Linked DNA regions of Mus musculus: region 1 is linked to region 2. A link is a loop called in an ENCODE intact Hi-C map of the cell type or tissue named here. Cell type or tissue: left cerebral cortex. All regions are shown on one strand. Links, peaks and the distances in the headings refer to the core of each region. The heading gives the core; the rest is flanking DNA. Region 1 holds the start of Tomm40 (translocase of outer mitochondrial membrane 40). Region 2 holds the start of Clptm1 (cleft lip and palate associated transmembrane protein 1).

Region 1 (8,000 bases), core at 1-8,000, 50 kb before region 2:
TAAGAGGAGGAACTGGGAAGGGGGCTAACCTCCCACTGATCTGCCTCCTACCCCTGACCCCTGCAGACTGGAAGGACCTCCCTCCTATAAACCACCCACCCCGAAGGCCAAGCTGGAGGAACCAGAGATGGTGAGCTGTCCCCTAGAACCCGAGCTCCCCTGCCTCCATACCCTGCCTTCCTCCCTGGGGTCAAGCTGGGAGGGGGCTGTTGGCCTGGGACGGGGCTGGCTGGGAGCAGCAGACATGAGGGTCCTGGTTTACTCTTGTGTCCTTCCACAGCCCTCTCAACTCTTCACCTTGGGGGCCTCAGAGCACAGCCCAGTGAAGACGCCATACTTTGATGCTGGTGTCTCTTGTGCTGATCAGGTGGGAGCTTCCGGGGAAACCAGGGTGGGCTTAGGGGGTGGCTTAAGGGTTGAAGGTCAAGGTTGGGTAGAGTGGAGTGACTTATGAGTTGGGTAGAGAGAGCACTCATATGAGTTGCTCAGGGCTGTGCCTACAGCGGAGACACCACCATGGAGCCATTCCCCAGGGGGCCCCCACATCAGAGACACATCAGAGACCATCTTCTTGGTGGTCAAGAGTCAGATAAGGAGACCGAAGCAGACTGAGAGATCTGATTAGCACTCAAGGTTAAATAAAATAAATATTGAGGTCAGAGCTGTGCACCATAACTCTACCTTGTGATCCCAGCACTTGAGAGAAGAGAATTACAGGAGATTCAACCAATCAGAGCTACAAGGCTAGCATGAGCTCAAGAGTGAGATTTTGTTTCAAAATAACCAAGAAAAGCAACAAGATCGTTGACTCAGCAGTTTAGAGCGTGCTGTGTCATGCGGACCAGAGTTGTGTCTGATTCACATACCAGGCACCCCCCAGTGCCTGTGACTCCAGCTTTAAGGGATCAGATACCCTCCTCTGGCTTCTGCACAAATATTAGTACACACACGCATACATTTCCAAATATCTAGAAAAACAAAACCAAAGCCAAGCCTGGTATGGGGTACACACCTGTAATCTCAGTATTTGGGAACTGAGGCAGGATTGCTATGTTTGGATCCAACCTATGCTACCTAATGAGACCTTGTGTAAAAGAAAACAAAAAAGTCAGTCAGATCGTAACAGTGCATGCTTCTCATCCCAACACAGAGATGGAGGCAGGAGGGTCAGGAGTTCAAGGTCATCCTTGGCTACAGAGAACACCTTGAGTTACATAAGACCTCTTCTCCAAACACACAAAAAGATTTATGTTAGGCTGGGGTTATAAGGCAGTTGGTTCCGGTTGCTTGCCCAACATGCACAAAGCCCTGGATTCAGTGCTCAGCATTTTGTAACTACAGCAGCCCAGACCTGATTCTAACACTCAGGTGGTTGAGGCAGAAAACTCGGAGACTGAGACGGGCAGATCTGGCCCACCAGAACAGCCAGAGCTACATAAAAAGAAAAGAAAAGAAAAGAGAGAGGAGAGAGACAGAGAGAGAGAGAGAGAGAGAGAGAGAGAGAGAGAGAGAGAGAGAGACAGACAGACAGAGAACCCAGAGGTCAAATTTTCTTGGGTAAGGATTGGGTTTCAGAGATCAAAGAGGAAGACTGAGACAGGGTAAGGAGGTCCGTGCTGGGCTTGGGTTAGAAGTGACTGTACAGAGAAGTTTGGTCGAGGGAGAAAGGATGGCAGTGGTGTAGTTGGATCTGATTGGCAGGGGGCAGATCTAGGATGCCATCCTGAGACTGAGGTGACTTTGACATCTTGCTTTTGCTCCCTCCCCACTTCTAGGAGATGCCTCGGTATCACGAGCTGCCCACTCTGGAAGAGCGGTCAGGGCCCCTGCTGTTGGGGGCTACAGGCCTGGGACCTTCTCTTCTGGTGCCTCCAGGACCCAATGTTGTGGAGGGGGTTTCCCTGAGTCTCGAAGATGAGGAGGAAGATGATGAGGAGGAAGACTTCCTGGATAAAATCAACCCTATTTATGATGCCCTGTCCTACCCCAGCCCCTCTGACTCCTACCAGAGCAAAGACTTTTTTGTGTCACGGGCCATGTATGTGTGAGGGAGGCACAGGGGCTCTGACGTCTCACCTTTCACCCTTGACCCATGAGCTTTCCACCAGTAATCTAGGACACTCTGACTTCCAGGCAGACCAGGGACAACTATCACCCATTGCAATCCACCTGTGACTTCTTAGTGACTCCACCATGACGTCCAATCTATGATGTCTGAGGCAGGCAAACCTGCACAACTGGAAACCTGGAGATTTTTATCTCCCTTGGCAGGGAGCTCACCATATCCTTCTGCACCACCTGTGACCCCCCCCCCCCCCCCAAGGACTCCTAAGACTACGACCCTTTGACCATGCCACTCAGTATCTCAAGAACCCTTAAAGTCCCAAAGGAATCGGACCTTGCACTTGTCCTCAGGCAATAGAGTCCAACAGATATGCAAGAACGGGATCAGGGGCTCCCTGTTGCTCAGACCTGAGCCCTCCAGGCAGCAGAAGCTCACCTGATCCCTCCCCACCCTGCTCCCCAAAGGTGAAAAGGAGAGGATTCCCCAATGTAAGGTAGGACCTCCCCATCTCCACCTACTCCTGCAGGCAGGAATCTCAGGTTTCTCACACCCTCTCCTCAGCACCCAGGTTCCTGTCTCCAGAGCATGAATTCCAGGTCCAATGCTAGAGGGGAGAACCTAATGCAAGTGTGCCTTGCCACCCCAAGTTTGGGAGACTCTGCTCTTATCCTGAGGACTACTGAATTCTTTTAACCCCTACCCAGTGAGATGAGAACTACATATCCCTCTTTAGGGGATGGTGTGTGTATGTGTGTGTGATGGAGAATCTGGGCATCTGGGTTGGGAATTTTATTTTGTAAGCATTTCCTACATAATATGAGTTTCTACTTTGATAAAGTCTTGTGTTTTCTGTGAGATGTGAAGTGAGTGGGGTACAATGAGGCCTGAAGCTTGAAAGGCATCCGTGATCTGTAAGTCAACAGAGAATGGACTCCCCTCCCTCCCCAAAAAGTCAAAAAAAAATGCCCCAGAAATTAATGAGTCATAAGCAAAACCGCATCAACCAAAAGAAAAAACGGTAGGCATGCAAGAAGTGTCTAAGATCATGAGGCAAATACTATTTTCAATGAAGCCCCCAAGGCGTGATGGGTAATGGAGCTAAACGAATGAGCCAGAAGCAAAGTAAGAAACGAGGGCTGTAGGCGTAGTGGGTAGTCGCCAGAAGGTAAAAGATTCCAAGATAGTTCATTAGAGAAAGGCCGGAAGGATGGGAAACGTGAACAGGCAGACACGAGCTAAACCGAGCCAAGGGATTGAAGCTCAATGAATGGGGGAATGAATGCTGGGTAATGGGAAAGGAATGAATGGGCCAAAGATAGAAGCTACAGTGACGCAAGGAGCAGACGGCATGATGGGTAAAAAAATAAAAGGGGGTGGGGGGGTCAAGGCAGCTGCGGCGTTAAGGGAGAAAGCGGCATTGTGGGTAGGCAGAGGCCGGCAGGTTATCCCAGAACTGGTTTGAAACCTTCCCGAGGCACTGTGGGAAGGGGCAGCACTTCCGGCTTTACCGTCGGGGACCCTGCCTCTCCACCGCGGTGCCTGTCGGGACGCGAGACCTGACCTTGCTGCCTAGCAGCGTCTGCAGCGCAACGCACCTCTACTGATGTCCCCTGACCCTGGCGCATTGGCCAATGAGAGACCTAGCACGCACGTCACCATGGCCGGCCCATTAGACATACTGTAGCCAATTAGAATGTGAGTTGAGCCAAGGTCCACCAATAGTCAAGGCATTTTCTGGGGCGGGTCTCCGCGCCTCCAAAAGGAGGGCGGGGCAATGAGCAGGTAGGCGTGTCAATGCGTGTGCTATCGACAAATAGCGAACTAGCTCCAGCCCCGCGGCGTCGCGAACCAATGAACTTGGGATACACGAGCCAATAGGAAGGTAGAGGAAGCTGCACTGACTGATTTCGACTAGGAACCAATAGGAGTAGGGCTTCAACAGAAGGGTGGAACTTCCTGCTAATTCTCCAATAGAATGTCTTTCTTCTAGGGCGGTGGGCGGATCTCGGAGGACACCGAACCAATAGAATCCATGGGGCGGGAAAACAGCGGTGGCGGCGGCGGCAGCGGGTTCGGTTGCGCTTAGCGCACGGGGTAGGAGCGGAGCCCAGGCCGGGAAGAGGAGCCGCCGCGGCCGCCAGTGAGAGCCGAGTCCGCTTTGGGTGGGAAGGGCCTGGGGTTGCATCCGGGGGTGTGCGTGTCGCCCCGATCCCTGCCCTCTGACCTTTCCCCTCGCAGATACCATGGGGAACGTGTTGGCTGCCAGCTCTCCGCCCGCAGGGCCACCGCCGCCTCCTACGCCGTCCCTCGTGGGGCTCCCGCCGCCGCCTCCTTCGCCGCCAGGCTTCACTCTGCCGCCGCTCGGCGGCGGCCTGGGCACTGGGTCAAGCACTGGCCGTGGTTCGGAACGGACTCCCGGGGCTGCGGCCAGCGGCGCTGCGGCGGCCTCGGAAGATGGGAGCTGCGGATGCCTGCCCAACCCGGGGACGTTCGAGGAGTGCCACCGGAAGTGCAAGGGTGAGGGGCGCCAGGCCCGAGTAGCCCCAGGGAAAGGGAAGGGACCCCCCGGAGGATTGGCGCACATCGTTGCAATCATTAAACAGAACGTTGGAAGCTGATGATGGATTGGAAGGGTGGGACCTTGAACTTGGGGCTCGAAACTGCGATCAGATGATGAACTCGTTGGGGAAGAATGCCACAGCAGGAGGGAGAAGTCTTAGGGTACTGAGAGCCAGGGGACCAACCCCACCAAGATTCAGGAGTGTGATCAGGAAGGGAATTATAGTCCAAGGTCACGGTGTCAAGAGGTTTTCCCCAATGTTCCTGTGAGGGGTTCGACCCAAGGATCCTAGCCTAGGATCTTTTGACAATTTGATCATAAGAGGGAGGACATTCTTACTCTCGATAGTTAAGTGTGTTAACTTACTAAATACTGAGGACAGTTCTGTGTGGTGAGAACTGTAAGCATGAGAAGTTAGGCAGGAGAGTGAATTTCCTAAGTTGAGGTGACTGCACTGGGTTTAAAATGTGCAAAGGGCCAAGGTTCCTCTAGTGGTGGAATTAGTGAGATAAGAGTTTGTGAAGAGAGCTTGGGATGGGAGAAGAATCTGGGGTATGACAGCATCTCTCTTCTGCAGAGCTGTTTCCAGTTCAGATGGAAGGTGTCAAACTTACAGTCAACAAAGGGTTGAGCAACCGTTTCCAGGTGAGCCTTTCTGGTGCCTTGACCCTCCAGAGGTCACAACAGCGATACTCCTCCATGCATACAGATCCCCTCACTCTTAAAGGCTTGGGGTTTTTGGTAGGTAGCAAGATTCAGATAGCACTCCAATGGCACCACTGGCCAGGGCAGAGGTGGGAAGATCGTACTCCCAAGACCAGACCAGCATGCATCAAAAGACCCTATATCAAAACATAAAAGACAAACTAACAGGAAGACTCAAGAATTCCAGGGTGACTACTTGGGGCCTGGGGGAGTTAGGGTTTAGGAATCCATAATTCTTACCCTACAAAGTCAAGTAGGAGTGGAAACGGTGAGTGTGGCGCCCACCCCAGCACCACTTTCTCACTAGAAACCTTTAATCTCGTCAGGTCAGGCCTGGTGTTTTGTTGGATCCCTGGGCATTGATGCTGCTAGTCGTGGCCTGACACCCGGTGTTCACTCCCCATCTCCACATCTCTAGTTTGCATCCCCCAGCTATCGCCAAGACCCCCACCACCTACTCTTTTCTCCCAGGTGACCCACACAGTAGCCCTCGGCACAATTGGGGAGTCCAACTACCACTTTGGGGTCACATACGTGGGGACGAAGCAGCTGAGTCCCACAGAGGTAAGATTTCTTCAGTCATTCTAACATCTGTTAAGGAAATCCAGTGGCCAGGTGACAGACTCAAGGGGGCTATGAAGGGAAGGAGGTGAGCAAGTGAGCAGCCAAGGTGTTGGGACATGGGTGATTCCTTCCTGCAGTAATATCCCTAACATACTGTTCTTTATCTCATCCTGGGGGTGAGGGGCTGGGTTTGGGGACAACTTAGTGATGACCTGGATGCTTGAACCAGATAGAGCACCTGGAATGTCAAGATTTTTTCTTGGGTGTTCTCTAGGGGGTGCTAGAGAGCCACAGAAATTTGGCGAGGGAGATGGGTCAGATGGGTGCTTCAGGTATGTTCCTCGGGATGGAGAGAAGGGGTGTGGAGCTGGTGGGAGCGGGAGGTAGAGGTCTGAGCTACAGCTCTCCTCGTGCTCCCTGTGGGGTTTTGTTTGTGTTTGGAGATACTGACCTGTGGCAGAGGATGATCTTAACCTGTCAGTTCTCCTGCCTTTGCCTCCCCTAAGTGCTGCCATTGCAGGCCTAAGTCCTCATTCTTGGTTTTATCTGGTGCTGGAACTCAAACCTGGACATACTAGACAAGCATTCTCACTGACTGATACGTCCTTAGCAGGTTTTTTTGTGTGGAGTAAGCATGTGTGCATTCCTGTGTAGTAGCATGTGTGCGGGTGTCTTGCAAAAGCCAGAGTGGGACATCTGATCCAAAAGCTCACTGTTTAGGCTTAGACAGGCTGCCAAGCAAGCTTACAGGACCCACCATCTCTACAGGGGTAGAGTGACAGGCATGATACTTAGACCATGCAATACATGTGGCAGGGGTTTGAACATGGGTTCTCATGCTTGCATGTAGGAGTGCTCTTACCTAGTTTATACCAACTCAAGCCCTTCCTGGACTCTGTGTAAACCAGGCTGGAATCCAACTCAGGTCTTGCCCTCCCGTCTGTCTCCCAAGTATAGGGATTAAAATGTGTGCCACCATGCCTACTACTTTTTTGTTTTTAAATCTCTCTACAGTCTTATAGTAAGTACACTGTAGCTGTCTTCAGACTCACCAGAAGGGGGCATCAGATCTCATTACGGATGGTTGTGAGCCACCATGTGGTTGCTTGGGATTTAAACTCAGGACCTTCGGAAGAGCAGTCAGTGCTCTTAGCCACTGAGCCATCTCTCCAGCCCCCTCTCTACAGTCTTCCACCTCCACTAGCAAGCAGATCAAGGAATGAAAGCCTCCCCGGGCACTGCACTAGAGTGGCAGGGGGCCTACTTGGCATTGCCCGTCTGTGTGTCTTAGGGCTCTAGTGTTTCGAGGTAGGGAAGGCCTGAGCTGCACTTGGAATTGCATTTGTTTGTGTGGTGAGGAGGCCTGTGGAGGACAAAGGACAACTTTCCTTCCACCTTGTGTGCACTGGGGCTTGAACTGCTGTTCAGGCTTGGAGACAAGTGCCTTTACCCTTCCTACTGCGCCATCTCGTTGGCCCCTTGAGGCGTGTTCTGAAGAGTGGAGCAGGTTGGTATCTAAGAGTCGAAGCTAGGCTGTTACACAGCGTGGAGATGAAGTGTGGGAAGCAAACGGCCACAGAAAGGATGCTGTTGTGGCAGGGAAGACAGCGGCAGGAACAGGCACCATGGAGGTTATGTTGTCAACCAGGAAGCAGAGCCTGCCCAAACCCAGCTGACTGTCCTCACACATGCCTATCATCCTAGCCCTGGGGAAAGCTGTGCCAGAGGATGAGGCATTCAACCCACATAGCAAGACCGACTTCCATGAATAAATAAACATGCAAACCAAAGTGCAGGCTGGTGGTGCAGACCTGTAACCCAGACTCAGGAGTCACGGGCACCTGCCATGACAGAGCTGCTGTGGGGACTAGCTGGTGCAGCTAGTCGGGTGATACAGAGTGCAGTCACTTGGGGAAAGGAGCCACCTCCAGCTTAGGGTCACTTTCTAGAATGACGACAGATGTGGGAAGGCCAGGCTCACTGGGCAGTGCTGCCCCTGGGCTGATCACGAGTGCAATGAGAAAGGCTGAGCAAGCCGGTGAGTTGCACCCTTTCATGGCCTCAGCACCTGCCTCCACATCCTTGCATTGAGTTCCTGCCCTGACT
Region 2 (16,272 bases), core at 3,646-11,645:
GAACCAGGAAGATGACTCGGGCAGCCTGGCTCTGCTGGGCACGGTGCAGGGCTCCCTCTTAAGTTACTGGACCTCTGCCAAGGAGGTTGCCAAAGACCTGTACCAGAAGACATACCCGATCAGCATGGATGAGAAACTCAGGTGTGTCCCTCCCAGTGGGGACAGATCCCGGCATATGCACACCCTCGGACCCAGGGGTCCAGGCCCTATCCCTCCTCCCTCAGACCCAGGGGTCCAGACCCCAGCCCTCCTCCCTCAGACCCAGGGGTCCAGACCCCAGCCCTCCTCCCTCAGACCCAGGGGTCCAGACCCCAGCCCTCCTCCCTCAGACACAGGGGTCCAGACCCAGCTCTCCCCTCCTCCCTCAGACCCAGGGGTCCAGACCCCAGCCCTCCTCCCTCAGACCCAGGGGTCCAGACCCCAGCCCTCCTCCCTCAGACCCAGGGCTCCAGACCCCAGCCCTCCTCCCTCAGACCCAGGGGTCCAGACCCCAGCCCTCCTCCCTCAGACACAGGGGTCCAGACCCCAGCCCTCCTCCCTCAGACACAGGGGTCCAGACCCCAGCCCTCCTCCCTCAGACCCAGGGGTCCAGACCCCAGCCCTCCTCCCTCAGACACAGGGGTCCAGACCCCAGCCCTCCTCCACTCTCAGACTCAGGGCTCCAGACCCCAGCCCTCCTCCCTCAGACACAGGGGTCCAGACCCCAGCCCTCCTCCCTCAGACACAGGGGTCCAGACCCCAGCCCTCCTCCCTCAGACTCAGGGCTCCAGACCCCAGCCCTCCTCCACTCTCAGACTCAGGGCTCCAGACCCCAGCCCTCCTCCCTCAGACACAGGGGTCCAGACCCCAGCCCTCCTCCCTCAGACACAGGGGTCCAGACCCCAGCCCTCCTCCCTCAGACACAGGGGTCCAGACCCCAGCCCTCCTCCCTCAGACACAGGGGTCCAGACCCCAGCCCTCCTCCCTCAGACACAGGGGTCCAGACCCCAGCCCTCCTCCCTCAGACCCAGGGCTCCAGGCCCCAGCCCTCCTCCCTCAGACCCAGGGCTCCAGACCCCAGCCCTCCTCCCTCAGACACAGGGGTCCAGACCCCAGCCCTCCTCCCTCAGACACAGGGGTCCAGACCCCAGCCCTCCTCCCTCAGACACAGGGGTCCAGACCCCAGCCCTCCTCCCTCAGACCCAGGGGTCCAGACCCCAGCCCTCCTCCCTCAGACCCAGGGGTCCAGACCCCAGCCCTCCTCCCTCAGACCCAGGGGTCCAGACCCCAGCCCTCCTCCCTCAGACCCAGGGGTCCAGACCCCAGCCCTCCTCCCTCAGACACAGGGGTCCAGACCCCAGCCCTCCTCCCTCAGACCCAGGGGTCCAGACCCCAGCCCTCCTCCCTCAGACTCAGGGCTCCAGACCCCAGCCCTCCTCCCTCAGACTCAGGGCTCCAGACCCCAGCCCTCCTCCCTCAGACTCAGGGCTCCAACCTCTAGGTGCTTCCTTCCAACCCCTCCCTGTGCTTTCTTCTCTCCAGGGACATGTACAGCAAAAGCTCGGCGGCCATGAGCACTTACGCAGGCATTTTTACAGACCAGCTCCTTACTCTCCTGAGGGGAGAGTAGCTGCCAGGCAAGCCCCAAGTTAGGGGAAAGGAAAACCTGATGACAGACACCGCGCCTCTTTGCTCGCATCACCAGACCAGGATGGTCCTACACCACCCTGTCCCAGCTGCTCCCGCCTTCCTGCTCCCAACTAGAGCCCAGAGTCTTTCAGTGAAAGAATAAATGAGTCCAGGTTCACTGGCGTCGTGTGGCTTCTTTTCAGAGGTTCCCAGGGCCAAGATGGAGGGTCTTTGGAATCTCGTCCCCATTTGATCAGTGTGGTTTTGTGACAAGGTGGTAGCACCCTGCATTCTGTAGCTTTCACTTAAAACCCCAGTTTTAAAATTACTATTTAATTATTTATTTATTTGAGACAGGCTATCTCTATGTAGCCTTGGCTGTTCTGGAACTCATTCATAGATTAGACTGGCCTCGAACTCAGAGATTCACCTGCCTCTATCTCATGATTGCTGGAATTAAAGGCATGCACCACCACCCTGCTCTTTCTCTCTTTCTTTCTTTCTTTCTTTCTTTCTTTCTTTCTTTCTTTCTTTCTTTCTTTCTCTTTTTCTTTTACACAACAGGGTTGTTTTTTTTTTTTTTTACAGATTTATTTATTATTATATCTAAGTACACTGTATCTGTCTTCAGACATACCAGAAGAGGGCATCAGATCTCATTACAGATGGTTGTGAGCCACCATGTGGTTGCTGGGATTTGAACTCAGGACCTTCAGAAGAGCAGCCAGTGCTCTTAACCGCTGAGCCATCTCTCCAGCCCTATAATTCTTTGTTTTGTTTTGTTTTGTTTTGTTTTGTTTTGTTTTGTTTTGTTTTTTCAAGACAGGGTTTCTCTGTGTAGCCCTGGCTGTCCTGGAACTCACTTTTGTAGACCAGGCTGGCCTCGAACTTAGAAATCTGCCTGCCTCTGCCTCCCAAGTGCTGGGATTAAAGGCGGGCACCACCACACCTGGTGATAAACAATTTTTAACCTTTCCAAAATACCCGGATGTGGCAAGCGGTACCTGTAGTTACAACACTTCCAAAGTCCTGGGACGGATAGAGGCAGAAAAATCAGGAGTTCAAGATCATTCTCAATTGTGTAGCGAGTTAAAAACCAGCCTGGGCTACATGAGACCCTCTCTCAAAACCAACCAACCAACCAAACAAACAAACAAACCAGGGTGGAGAGGTGGCTCAGTGAGTACAGGTCATTTGTCCCCAGAACCCACATAAAGATGGTAGGGGAGACCCACTCCACATAGGTCCTCAGCCTCTACATTTATGCTGTGTGTGGCACAGGCACATACACTCACCAGCATATACACACAATAATAACTCAGGGCTGACCAGGCAGTAGTGGCTCACACCTTTAATCCCAGCACTTGGGAGGCAGAGGCAGGTGGATTTCTGAGTTTGAGGCCAGCCTGGTCTACAAAGTGAGTTCCAGGACAGCCAGGGCTATACAGAGAAACCCTGTCTCGAAAAAACAAAAAGCAAAAAACTCAGGACTGGGGAATCTTGCTTAGCCCATGTGTGTGTCCTCAGTTCAAACCAGACAAAGCAGGGGAATGAGTTGTCCAGACAGATGCCTGGCACAGAGGAAAGGCTTGTTGGAGCTCACAAGGCACTGCTAAAGTTAAGATGTTGATGCTAAGGTTGCTAGGGGCCCAGGAGGACACACACTGAAACCTGGGCTCTTGGACAATTCCAACATATTAATTTCATATGTATTTTACCAAAAATCTTGCTAGATAGGGGGACAGAACACAGCAGAGAAAAAGACAGCCATGCTTCCACGTAGCCTCTGACAAAGAGCTAACCAACAGAGTTGGGCATGGTGGCATGCGTTTATAATCCCATTACCTGGGAGGGAAAGATAAGCAGATCTCAGTGAGTTGGAAGTCTGATTGGTCTACAGAGCAAATTCCAGGATAGGTGGGGCAGAAAAGAAAGACCCCCGAGCCAAAGAAAGACAATAGCATCCTTTTGATGATTATAGCTTTGCGGTATGTTTCATTTGGCTGTTCTTTTTTGCTTATCCAAGATGGGGTCTTAAGTGCAGCTCACCCAGGCTCTCCTGTCTCATCATAAGGATTGAGGACAAGACTGCTCCTCACTCCTGTGTCCCATAGGTGGCACTATTGGTCCCGCAGAGGACCCATGGCCTGGATTTTTTTCTAATCTGTTTGGCAATAACCTACAGCCAGCCAGTCTTTCAATACTCCTGGGGCAATTTTCCCAGGTCCTGAGGCTGGGCAGCTGTGAGTCCAGTAGAAAACAGGGACTGGGAAGGAGGGGCGGCGGGAAGGCTCCCAAGTCCCCAGGGCCTGGGAAGAACTGAGGCTGCCAAGCTCTAGGGGTGCCTGGGAGGGGGGAGACACATGGGGAACAATTCCCCCTCTGTCCAGTGTTTCCCACAGACTCAAGCCAAAGGGAACTACTGCCCAGGCAAGTTCTGCTCCCAGCCAATCCCAGGGCCACCCCCAAATACTTTTTGCCCCCTCAGCTCCTCATCACCTCTGTGTAGGACCCCACAGTCCAGGTGCCCCGATTCTGCCTAAGACCGAGTGATCTGAACCCTGGATTTCTCCTCTCTCAGACTGAGGACTCTGTACCTTGAGTCTCTCGAAGACTTAGAAGATGACTGTGCCAGCCCACTTCTCCTATAGAGGCTGAGAACACAGCTCTTGATGGTGTTGGGTGCCCCCTAGTGGTGAGCAGAGTGAGTCTGTTCTGTGACCCACTTAATATTACGAGCTGGCACTGAGTGAAGGCACAGGCAGACTTGTAGTCTCGAGTGTGAGGATGACTGGCCAGCTTCCAGTACGTAGCGAGAACTTGTTTGAGCAACAATCACCTGGTTGTTCTTGTTTTGTCTTTTTTCGATGTTTTGTTTTGTTTGTTTTGGGTTTTTTGAGACAGGGGTTCTCTGTGTAACAACACTGGCTGTCCTGGAACTCACTCTGTAGTCCAGGCTGGCCTTGAACACCTTCAGATCTGCCTCCTTCTGCCTCTCAAGTACTGGGATGAACGGTGTCCAAATACCCCAGGCACCATGCATACTAGACAAGTACTCTAGTCTCTACATTTCTAGTCCCCATCTGTATAATCCAAAGTTTTAGCTTAATTTTATGTGTATGAGTGTTTTGCCTGCATATATGAGAGTGCCTGGCAGCAAGGAGGTCAAAAGAGGGAATCCAGTCTCAGTCTCTTAGAACTGGAGTTACAGATGTTTGTGGACTGACATTTGGGTGCTCAGAATTGAACCTGAACCCTGTGGGGATCTCTGGAAGAGCATCCAGGCTCCAAACCACACCACTGAGCCAATGCTCCACCTTCTACCTTTCTTCTTCTTCTTCTTCTTCTTCTTCTTCTTCTTCTTCTTCTTCTTCTTCTCCTCCTCCTCCTCCTCCTCCTCTTCCTCCTTTTCTTCTTCCTCCTCATTCTTTTAAAACAGGGTTTCTCTGGGCTGGTGAGATGGCTCAGCAGAGTAAGAGCACCCGACTGCTCTTCCAAAGGTCCTGAGTTCAAATCCCAGCAACCACATGGTGGCTCACAACCATCCGTAACAAGATCTGACTCCCTCTTCTGGTGTATCTGAAGACAGCTACAGTGTACTTACATATAATCAATAAATAAATCTTTAAAAAAAAAAAAAAAAAAACAAAAAAAAAAAAAAAAAACAGGGTTTCTCTAGTCCTGGCTTTCCTGGAACTCACTGTGTAGACTAGGCTGGCATCAGACTCACAGAGATCCGCCTGCCTCTGCTTCCCGAGTGCTGGGATTTAAGGTGTGTGCCACCAACCAGCTCAGACATATCTTCATATATTTCTTTTCTTCTTCTAGACTCAGCAGCATGTAACTCAGGCTGACCTAGAACTTGTCGGTGGCCTTGAACTTGTGATCTTTACAGGTGTCCCCTATCACACCTGTCTGGCTTGGAAGCCCAGGCCCTTCTACACAGGTAGAAACTCTGCTGGTATTCCCTGGGGGGAAACTGAGGCAGAATAGAACAATGAAAAATGAAGAGGGTGCATGAAGGAAAATGGGAAGAAGAAAAGGCCTCTGTCTGGGGGCCTGTTTTGCTCTTCCTGTTCAGGTCCAGGAAATGTGAGAACTCAATGAGGAAGTGAAAACTGCCTACAGAGAGGGTTCATTTCTCCTACAGTGTGATGGTTTGAATGTGGCTGTACCCCATACGATCAGAGGTGTGGACTCCTGGTCTTCAGTTGGTGGTACTGTTTGGGGCCACTTAGAAGCTGAGGCCTTACTGGAGGAAATATGCCAGTCTCCCTCCCTCTCCCTCTCTGTGCTTAATACATTCATTTGGGGACACGTTCTCTGTTTCTTGTTCCAACCAGCATGCCTGCTGCTTGCTCCTATGTCCCTCCACCCCCACCACACTGTACTCTTGGGAGCTATAGGCTAAAATAAACTCTTCCAAAACTTGCTGTTGGTCATCACAGCAACAGGAAAGTAACTAATACAGACTTCATTGGGAACTATGTAAATCAGGCTGGCCTCGAACTCAGAGATCTGCCTGGCTCTGCCTCATAAGTGCTGGGATTAAAGGTGTGCACCACCACCCTGCTAACTTATTTATCCTTATTTTATGAGCATTGGTGTTTTGCCTGCATGTGTGAGGGTGTCAGGGACCTGTGTCTTCTGAAAGAGTAGCCAGTGCTTTTAACTGCTGAGACATCTTTCCAGGCCCTTATGTTAAGGAGATTTTTAGTTGGAGCTGAGATGGCTTAGCTGTTCTGGAGCACCCGAGTTCCATTTCCAGGACTACATGGCCACTCACAATAGTCTGTAACTCCAGCTCCAGGGACCTGGCGCCCTCTTCTGGCTTTCAAGGACACTAGGCACATATATGGTGCACATCCATACATGAAGACATAAAATAATGAATTTTTTTTTTTTTTTGAGTCAGGGTTTCTCTGTATAGCCCTGGCTGTCCTGGAACTCACTTTGTAGACCAGGCTGGCCTCGAACTCAGAAATCTGCCTGCCTCTGCCTCTCAAGTGCTGGGATTAAAGGTGTGAGCCAGCACACCCGGCTATTTTTTTTTAAAGAGTGTTTTAGTAGGGATATAGACACTCTCACCAATTAAGGGGGCTTGTTTCCAGAGGATCAGTGTTCAGTTCTCAGTCTTCCTGTTGGGTATCTTATAATTGCTTATTGAAACAGGTGAAGTTAGAGATTCACTGGCTTCTGCCTTCTCAGTGCTGAGACTAAAGTCGAGCACCAACACTCCCAGTCCTTGATTGTGGTCTAACAATCTTTGACTTTTTAGTTACTATAAAATTTGAGAACTTTTTGTAACTGATATAATTCACTAACTTTGTAGCTAACAATTTGAGAGATTTTGTATCTAATGTAAAATCATGGTGTTCTTGTGCTGTGCCATGAAACAAACGTTCGTGAACCCCAAAAAGACCACCAAGGAGCCAAATCCAAAGCAATTGCATTAGGATCTTTTTATTCAAGCTCTTGTTGCGGTGTAGCCTAGAACTAGTGCTAGGTACCGGCCTGTTAGTTTACTTGAGTTCAATCTTAAGTCAGATTCTCTGAGATGGAGTCTGAACCCAAAGGAATTGGTCTCTCACTTGTTTAATGTGCTGAGACATAACCTGTAATCCCCGATAGCACTCCTAGCACTCCTGAGGATGAGGCTAGAAGATGCCGCAAGTTCTATGCTTGCCACAGCCAGGGCTTCATTTCAAGACCTTTCCCTTTACCCATCAAAACGAACAAACAAAAGGAGAAAATAGGATTATTACTCTCATGTATGTTATGTTTTAATCCCAGTATTCTGGAGGCTGAGGCAGGAGGATCAGGAGTTGAGGCCGGCCTGGGCTACAGAATGAGATCCTGTCTTTGTGTTTAAAGATTCGAGGTTTGCAAGAAAGCACAGACCCCTAATGGAAGACGAGTGCTAAACTAAGCGGCCTAAAAGCGGCTAAGGTCCGGGATGAAGGTGGCTCAGCGGCTAAGAGCATATCTGCTCTTCCAGAGGTCCCGAGTTTACTTCCGAGCAACCACACGGTGGCTCACAACCATCTATAAGGTGATCTGATGCCCTCTGCTGACATAAAGATACAGTGCTCGTGTACATAAAACAAATAAACGAGTCTTTATTTGAAAAAAGTGACTAGGGTCCCATTTCCAGGTGTGGTGTCCGTAAGAAAGCAGATACGGCCTAAGGATGAACTACAGTCTCCGAGGGTTGATGACGAAAGCTTAAGACAAGGAAATCGCATCAGAAGCGAAAAGAACAAAGTAATGACCACCCCTTAGGTCGAAAATCCGCAGCCAGAGAGGGGTTTTCTCTTCAAGAGGGGCGTGGCTCTAGCGAATCGCTACGGTGGCCGGAAAAGCTCCGAAACCATCGACTTTGTAAAACCCGAGAAGAAACGGCCATCCGAACTGCGGTGGAATTGCTTGGGAAGACCATACAATCAAAAAAATAACCATCCACCTTGGCCGAGTGTAACAAGTAGAACCCATGAAAAGAGCATTTCCTGCTATAGAAAGTTCAAGCACTCGGAGAAGTCACTCCCTGCTAGACCAAAACAACCAAATTGCGGTGAAAGGGGCGGACGTCGAGTACGGTGGCCTAGTTGGTCCTTCAAGAGGGCGTGGCTTGAGGCGCTCCATTCTGATACGGAAGCCTGGTGGGGACGGGTTAAGCGTAAAATCTCGCGCGATCGCGCTGGCGCCGTCGGGGACGGGGCGGGGCTGGCGGCGGGGGCGGGGACCCGGAGCAGGAAGATGGCGGCGGCGCAGGAGGCGGACGGGGCCGGCAGCGCCGTGGTGGCGGCCGGGGGAGGCAGCTCTGGTCAGGTACGGAGGCCGAGAGGTGCCTGAGGGGGCTCTTCCCCAGCGGGGGGCACCCCTGCAGGGAGTGTCTTGTCCTTTTTGGAGGAACCCGGTGCACCGGGGGCTCCATGCCCCAGAGGGACCTTGAATATTGGGCCCTGGCGGCGCCCGGCCGCCCAGGAGGCCGGACGGTGGCGGGAACCCGGCCCTGTTGCGCGCCGGGTCTCCTGCAGGCTCGCGCCGGGCGTCCAGCGGACTCCTTGCTCGAGCGGAGGAGAGGGTGGCGCGGAGGGGCGCAGACTCGGTCCTCGACTGTGTGGTTCCAGCCTCCAGCACTGTTTCTAGAGAGGGCTGGTGTTCCTGGTCCGCTCCGCAGTGCCCGAGATCGGGGGCAGTGGTTGGTTAATTGAGAGTTTTCAAGCTCAGGGCAAATACGGTAATTGTGGTGGGTAGAGGGCATGGGCTGCGGAGGCCGACCGACCCATTTCACAGACAAGGATCCGAGGGACGACAAGACGAAGGCGCTTGTAGAAGGTCACCCAGGTTAGTTTTGGTGTCCGTTCTAGGAAAAAGCTGACTGTGGGTGGTCTGGGCTGAGATGGGCGCTGTTTTAGCCCAAGCTGATCAAATAAATAGAGAAATAATTGATCCAGGCGCGTTTGCCTCCCAACCCATTACCACCTCAAATAAACTGAGACCTCAGAGCATAGCAGTTCACTCAGGCACCGTGCAGGCTTCTGCTGGAATTGATGGAGTGGAAGCAAGGTGCTGTCGACCCACCCACTGGGATGTCACTGCCGTGTAGGAGGCAGCTCAGGGGTGAGGAGTACCGACTGGGAGGGGTGCATGTAGCTGACTGGATGTGACCTTGGACAAGTTTTCTTCCTTTGGGTCTTTATTTCCCCAGTGGTTAATGGAGGACTTGGGCGAGAGGGCCAGCCTTATGGCTATAAAGATGTCTCCAGTCATGTCCCTGCAGTGAGGGGAGTGGGAGAGGAGATGGTAGCGTAAACAGACTCGGGAAGTGACAGAAGTCGGGATGAGGGGCTGTAGGGTCTCAAAGGAGGGGGACAGATACACTCAAGTGATGAGGTAGAACCCACCTTTTCTGACTGAGTCTTTCTGGCATTTCCAACCAGACCTTGGGTGCACACAGCTCAGGAAATTGCTGGTTTATCCCTGCTGTGGTGAATACACCAGCGGGGTCTGCAGGGACGTCCTAGCCTCTGGTCCTTGGGACTGGCTCCTGTAAGTTTCTGTTGATTATTGGGTGGCAGTGGCGTGAGAGACTGTTGAGCTTCCAGTCACATGTGGAGCCTCTCTGGTTCCCATCTCTGCTCTAAATCTTTGCTTTGTGACTTTGGTCAGGGTCTTCCTATGAAGCTAGGGCCGATGGTGGCCCTTCTGCTTCAGCCTCCCAAGTGCTGGGATGACAGTCTACTTCTAATCCTAGCTTATGCTTGAAAAGTTTTAATGCTCATACTTTGGCCTTCAGGATAAAGTACACATTTTTTTTTTCTTTTTCTTTTTTCTCTTTTTTTAAAGCAGATCAAGATCTGGCATGAACTATTTTCTTTAGACTAGACTAGGCTTTCTTTGTTCTTTTTCTTTTTCTCTCCCCCCTTTTCGTTTTTATTAATTTTTTGAGACTGTCTTTGTAGCCATCTCACGTTTTTGTAGCCCTGGCTGGTCTAGAACTCAGAGAGTTCTGCCTGCCTCTGTCTCCCAAGTGCTGGAATTAAAGGTGTGCCCATTATACCCTGGCTTGTTTGTTTTTATAGTTCTGGAACTCACTCTGTAGCCCAGACTGGCCTGGAACTCTGAGATCCACCTGCTTTTGCCTCCCAAGTGCTGGGAATACCGCTGTGAGCCACCACTGTCCAGCTTAAAAACACCTTGGTATTGACACTTTGAGTTGGCAAATTCCTCACTGTGGGGCTGCCCTGTGCAGTGATAAGTATGGTATTTGCATACTTATGTCAGTAGCATGTGTACCCTTTCCTGGCCTGACAATCAAGAATGTCTCTAGAAGTTTCTAAATGTTCTCGGGGTGGGGGCAGGGGTGATGGAGACAGAATCACCTGCGCTGGAGAGCCAGCTGACTGGAAGAATGGCCTCGACTGTGAACCTCACCCACTAGAGTGAGTGCTTCCAGTCTTCTTCCTTGGAGTCTTGGCCTGTCTTCCCTCTTCTTCCCTCTCTCTCGGGTCTTCTTTTCTGCTCGTTCACACAGTCCTCACCCCGGGGCAGCTGTAAACACACTGCACGTGCAGGATCACGTGAGGATGGGCAGGTTTTGGTTTTGTTTGAAGACAAGAGTCTCACCATGGAGTGAATCCAGCCTCAGACTGAGAATCCTCCTGCCTCAGCTTCCTGACATGATTCTTAGGTCTCAGGCCTCAAGTTTCCTTAAGAAAGAAATCCTCCCAGACTGGGTCATCCTCACATCCTATCTGATGGCCCAGCCTGCCAGCCTGCCCACTGTGTGTTGTGTCTGTCTCCTCCACTGGACTTTTGGTCAGTACTGTATCTCTAGCGCCCCCCCCCCCCCCCCCAGCTTAGGCTGGGCAGAGATGGTAAGTTGGAAGAAGTTTTGTTTTGTTCTGTTTTATTAGTGGTCTAGGCAGTGAATTCCCAGGATTCCTGCATGCCTATCAAGTCCCGCACTGAGCTACAGCCCTAGCCCATCACTGACAGGTGCTCTACCCTGACGCATCTCTGCAGCAGTGAATGGTTGCTGAACCAGAGGCCGTGCTGAGATAGAGTCTGAGGTGGTCATGGTGAATCTGAGCAGTCCTTGAGGACATGGTCCTGTAAGTGGTCGTAATTATTTACCAGACTGGTGGGTGTTCCTGGAGGAGGGTCTTTGAGTTCAAGATACAGAGGCAAGAGCAAGCAGGAGCTGTGCTTTCCTCCCTACTGCCTTCGCATTCTCTGCCACCCTCTCCAGCCTGCTGGCTTAGCATGGAGCCTGTGTCCCAGCAGCCTGCTTCTCTTCAGGCTAGCCCCGCACTCATTCCCTCAGCTGATACAGGCAGTGGATAGAACAGGCTCTGCTTTCTTGGACCGCATGTCTCCAGTAAGAGGTGGGGAAGCATAGATAGAGACACAATAACAAAAACATACCTGGCCACAGATGGTAGAAACTTAGATATATAGCTGGAGTGTGTAGGGAGTGAGCAGTGGGTATGTGGGAAAGCTGCCATTCAAATAGGATCTTTTTTTAGGGGGTGGGGGGGTTCAAGACAGGGTTTCTCTGTGTAGCCCTGGCTGTCCTGGAACTCACTCTGTAGACCAGGCTGGCCTCAAACTTAGAAATCTGCCTGCCTCTGCCTCCCAAGTGCTGGGATTAAAGACGTGTGCCACCACTGCCCGTCTCAAAAAGGTCTTGGGGAAAGACATCCCAGAGAAGGTGGTACTCTATAAAGATCTGAAGAAGGGACAGGGGGAATCACAACCCTGTAAAGGAAAGGTCATTGATGTCATGGAAGTCGACTGTGCAGAGGCCCTGAGGTAGAAGGTGCCTGGTGTTAGGAAGGGCACTAGATGGGCTAAGCATGTGGCCAGAGGAGCAGGGAGGCAACTGTATGCCAGGCTCTGTGAGGAGTGGGCTTTGACGTTGAAGGCAAGGGGAGCCCTAGAAGGGTCACCTCTCTGTCCAGGTTTAACTTAGATACCTTTACATTTGTCGGATGACAGTGTACAGTGTGGTGGCTTTTGATACACTCTGCAGTGACTGCATCGGTTTGGTATGGGTAAAGTCGTCTCTGGGGGCTGGTTCCAGGGTTCCCTTCTGTCAGTATCAAAATCTCAGATGCCCAAGTCCCTCTTGTAGAATATGTTTACATGTAACCTGCATGCCCCCTTTCCCATGCCCAGAGGGGTGGAAATGCTGTGGAAGTCACTGCTAGGTTGTGTTGGTTAGGAGGATGTGACAGTAAAAAGTCTGTAAATGCAGGACAGAAGCAGTTTGGTTTTGTCCTTTTGTTTGTTTGTTTTAAGATTGATTTATGTGTTTAAGTGTTTTGCCTACATGTATGTATGTATGTGCACTACATGTTTACCTGGTGCGTGCAAAAGGTCAGATCTCTTGGAATAGATTATAGATGTTAATAAACCAGACTGGTCCTCTGTAAGAGCAGCAAGTGCTTATAACCACTGAGCCATCTCTCCAGCCTGTTTACTGGTGTGTGTTTGTTTGTTTGAGACAGTCTCTCTTATAGCTCTCAGTGTTCTGGACTATGTAGACCAGGTTGGCCTTGAGCTCTGTTACCTTCTGCCTCTGCCTCCCGAGTGCTGGGATTAAAGGCGTGCACACCAACCAGTTTTACTGTGTCGTAGAGAGAGGATCACATATGTAAGCTAGGATGGCCTTAGACTTAAGGCAGTCAGTCCTTCAGCCATTCCTTTCCAAGTTGGCATTACAGGTGTGCGCAGTTGAAAACACTGGGGTTGCGAAGGCTGTTGAGATAGATGAGTAGAATAAAACGGAGACCAGATGAGCCTGGTAGCCCGTGTTTGATCCCTGGAGTCTACTTAAAGGTTGAGGGAGAACTTTATGTCTCTGAACTTCGCACACATGAAGGAGCACACACGTTCACACATATGCACCATACATGTACAATAATAGTAAGTATTTATGTATTTACTTATTTGAGACAGAGTTTCAGTATGGAGCCTTAACTGACCCAGAACTCCATATGCAGTCCAGGTTGGCTTCAGACCCACAGAGATCTTTGGAGTTTGTCTCCCGGATGCTTGGATTGCAGGAGTAGGCCATCATACCAGCTAAACATTTTTTTCAGAGCCTGGAGAGCTGGCTCAGACATTAAAAGAGGGCGGACTGCTCTTGCAGTTCAATCCCACTGCCCACATTGGACAGTTCACAGTCACGGCCTGTAACTCCAGCTCGGGCTCAGCCACCTCTTCTGCCATCCGGGGCACCTGCATTCAAATGTATACACCATGTGCCTGCACACAATTCAAAAGAAATTCTGGACAATGGTGATGTACGCCTTTAGTTCTAGCACTTGGTAGGCAGAGGCAGGAAGATCTTTGAGTTGGAGACTAGCCTGGTCTGCATAGAGAGTTCCAGGACAGCCAGGGCTATATAGACCCTAACTCAAAAAACAAAGCATTTAGCCATAGATAGATACATAGATAGATAGACAGATAAAATCTTTGGGTGGCTCAACAGTTAGGAGCATTGACTGTTCTTCCAGAGGACCAAGATTTGATTCCCAACACCCACATGGTGGTTCATAACCCTCTGTAACTCCGTTCCATGGAATCCCATGACCTCATCTGGCCTCTTCAGGCACTGGGTATGTACATGATGCACAGACATACGTGTAGGCACAACACTCATATCCAAAAATATTTTTTAAAAAGATTTATTGATTATTATATCTAAGTACACTGTAGCTGTCTTCAGACACACCAGAAGAGGGCATCAGATTTCTTTATGGATGGTTGTGAGCCACCATGTGGTTGCTGGGATTTGAACTCACGACCTTCGGAAGAGCAGTTAGTGCTCTTAACCGTTCAGCTATCTCTCCAGCCCCCATAAATATTTTTTAAAGGGCACGTGTTCTTGTCCATTCACACTCTAAAGTGGTTTAGGGACCGATGAGATGGAGCAGTGGGCAAAGGTGCGCATTGCCAAGCCTGTCAGCCTGGATTTGATTCCTGGAACCCACATGGCAAAAGTACAGAGCCAGCTCTCACAAACTGTCCTCTGACCTCCACACATGTACTGTGGCATGTGTCCCCACCTCCCCATAAAATAAAAGAAACATTAAGAAGAAAAAGAGAAATGCTTGTATTTACTTCACTTCTCGTATATGAGTATTTGCCCACATGTATCACATGCATACCTGGTACACACGGAGGCCGAAAGAAAGAGGGTATCAGATCCCTGGAACTGGGATTACAGATAGTCACGAGCTACTGTGTGAGTTTCCCGTCTCTTGACTCAGGGGTCTTCCTTGCCTTCTCAGTACTGGGGATGGGGCCCAGGGTCTGGTGTATCCGGAATTCGGGGAGTACTGAGCCATAAGTCTAGGTGGGCAATAGCTGAGAGCCACCCCTGTCTCCTCACATGCCAGCAGCACTTTGAGGGGCTTTCTGACTGTGGCCGTGCTCCTGGGTACTAGGAGTGTACCTCATGGATTTGGTCTGCTTGCCTGTGGGAGTCTTCCCAGCTAGATTGTCCATCACTGTAGGGGACGAGACCTGGAAGCAGTCAGGTGTGACTTCAAATCCTGGCCTGGTCCCCACTTCTCTTCCTGACTCTGAATCTATCCAGACTTGCTAGAAACCTGACCAAACTCAGCATCCTCAGGGTAAGGACCTTATAGCTGGACATGTCTGCTGGCCCTCATACTTTTCCCATTGTTAAAACACCTTTTCCTGGCTTCCCCATGTGACTGTTTCAGCCTGAGAGACTCATTGAGATGTCATTCCAGTCTTTGTGGGTTCCTACTTTTGTCCTGGTGGCTGTCACCTTCTGCTTATTTCTCCAGAACATATTTCAGGAAGAACATTGAGTATACCATATGAATGGCTGAGCAGTCACTGGAATACTGCCTGTATATTAACCTTAAAACAGATAGACACACAGGCAGACAGATAGATAAGGCCAGGCGTGGTGGCACATCCCAGCTAGAGGCAGGTAGATCTCTGTGAGTTTGAGGCCAGCTTGGTTTACAGAGCAAGTCCAGGACACCTAGACTTTTACTGGCTATTACACAGAGAAATAACCTGTCCTGAAAAAACAAAAACAACCGCTCCCCAAACCACCACCGCCACCACCACCAACAACAATAAAACAAATAGAGCCGGCCAGTGGTGGCACACACCTTTAATACCAGCACTTGGGAGGCAGAGGCAGGTGGATCTCTGAGTTTGAGGCCAGTCTGGAGTGAGTTCTAGAATAGCCAAGGCTACACAGAGAGACCCTGTCTTGTAAAAACAAAAAGTAAGCAAAATCAGGCAGATAGAAGATAGGTTGATGGTTGGTGCGTAAATAGGTAGATGATAGAGGACTAGATAGGTAAATAGTTGATTGGTAGGTAGGTAAACAGACAGTAGTTTTGTTTTGTCTTTTTATTCTCTCACCTCTGCCTACCAAGGGCTGGGGTTTTAGGCGTCTGCCCTGTACATGGCGGCTTTTTTAAAAAAGATATATTTATTATTATATGTAAATACACTGTGGCTGTCTTCAGACACACCAGAAGAGGGCGTCAGATCTTATTACAGATGGTTGTGAGCCACCATGTGGCTGCTGGGATTTGAACTCCGGACGTTTGGAAGAGCAGTCAGTGCTCTTCACCACTGAGCCATCTCTCCAGCCCATGATTTACTATCTGCTGTTCTGCAGGTAGCCTGGGCCACCAAGCTCCTGAGCTTAATAGTTACCACCTAACTCAGGGTATGTGTACAGTAGGTATGCTTGGCACACAGTAGGTATGCAGAACAGGCCTGGGAACCCATGAGGAGAGCATTTCTCTTTATTCTGTACCATGGTTTTCACAAGTCTGTTCTCAGGCAGAAGGGGTGACCGACCTAATGTCATGCTAAGGTGTCTCAGGCAAGAACAGTGGGGAGAACTACAGCTGAGATCTACTGGACCCAAGCGTCATCCCCTCCCTGTCACCTCGACAGTGCTGTCTTGCACATAACAAGGAGGAGCTCTTGTTGAATGGGGATGAGAGTTAGCAATCAACACCTGCCCTGCTCCATGGCTGTTCTGTTTCCTGCTGTGGGACAATAAGGAAAGATGGGCAGGATTGGGGTCAGGGTCCTGGGCGAGATGGCTGGGCAGTGGAGCCTGGGGACAGTGGGTATGGGTGGCACTGT

The links. Peaks named below come from ENCODE experiments on the same cell type or tissue, not always from the same donor. Only the 100,000 strongest peaks of a DNase experiment are listed, where the experiment ranks them.
Region 1: a loop joins it to region 2, with 8 times the contacts of the local background. A loop is called at or near these places in 31 of 42 quality-filtered maps.

What each region holds. Positions count from the first base shown.
Region 1 is chr7:19,711,563-19,719,562 of GRCm38, reverse strand. Tomm40 (translocase of outer mitochondrial membrane 40) reads left to right here and starts at 4,134. Exons shown (of 10, transcript NM_016871.2): 1 at 4,134-4,205; 2 at 4,304-4,582; 3 at 5,203-5,270; 4 at 5,802-5,894. The coding sequence starts at 4,309. It overlaps Nectin2 (nectin cell adhesion molecule 2), which reads left to right. Exons shown (of 9, transcript NM_008990.3): 7 at 67-130; 8 at 281-367; 9 at 1,776-2,919. The coding sequence ends at 2,048. Gm38955 (a long non-coding RNA gene) reads right to left here and starts at 4,099. Exons shown (of 2, transcript XR_881874.2): 1 at 3,574-4,099. In left cerebral cortex, for the core only: CTCF peaks have their summits at 6,159 and 6,956 (motif pointing right); DNase peaks (open chromatin) are centred at 2,683, 3,795, 6,106, 6,963 and 1 more place; H3K4me3 peaks cover 1,987 bases; H3K27ac peaks cover 2,045 bases.
Region 2 is chr7:19,657,098-19,673,369 of GRCm38, reverse strand. It overlaps Clptm1 (cleft lip and palate associated transmembrane protein 1), which reads left to right and starts at 8,340. Exons shown (of 14, transcript NM_019649.2): 1 at 8,340-8,436. The coding sequence starts at 8,365. It overlaps Gm44805 (predicted gene 44805), which reads left to right. Exons shown (of 4, transcript NM_001309799.1): 3 at 1-141; 4 at 1,522-1,791. The coding sequence ends at 1,609. Apoc2 (apolipoprotein C-II) reads left to right here. Exons shown (of 5, transcript NM_001277944.1): 4 at 1-141; 5 at 1,522-1,791. The coding sequence ends at 1,609. In left cerebral cortex, for the core only: CTCF peaks have their summits at 3,703, 4,306 (motif pointing left), 6,433 (motif pointing left), 7,627 (motif pointing left) and 1 weaker place; DNase peaks (open chromatin) are centred at 7,994, 8,193, 8,695, 9,131 and 2 more places; H3K4me3 peaks cover 2,749 bases; H3K27ac peaks cover 3,526 bases.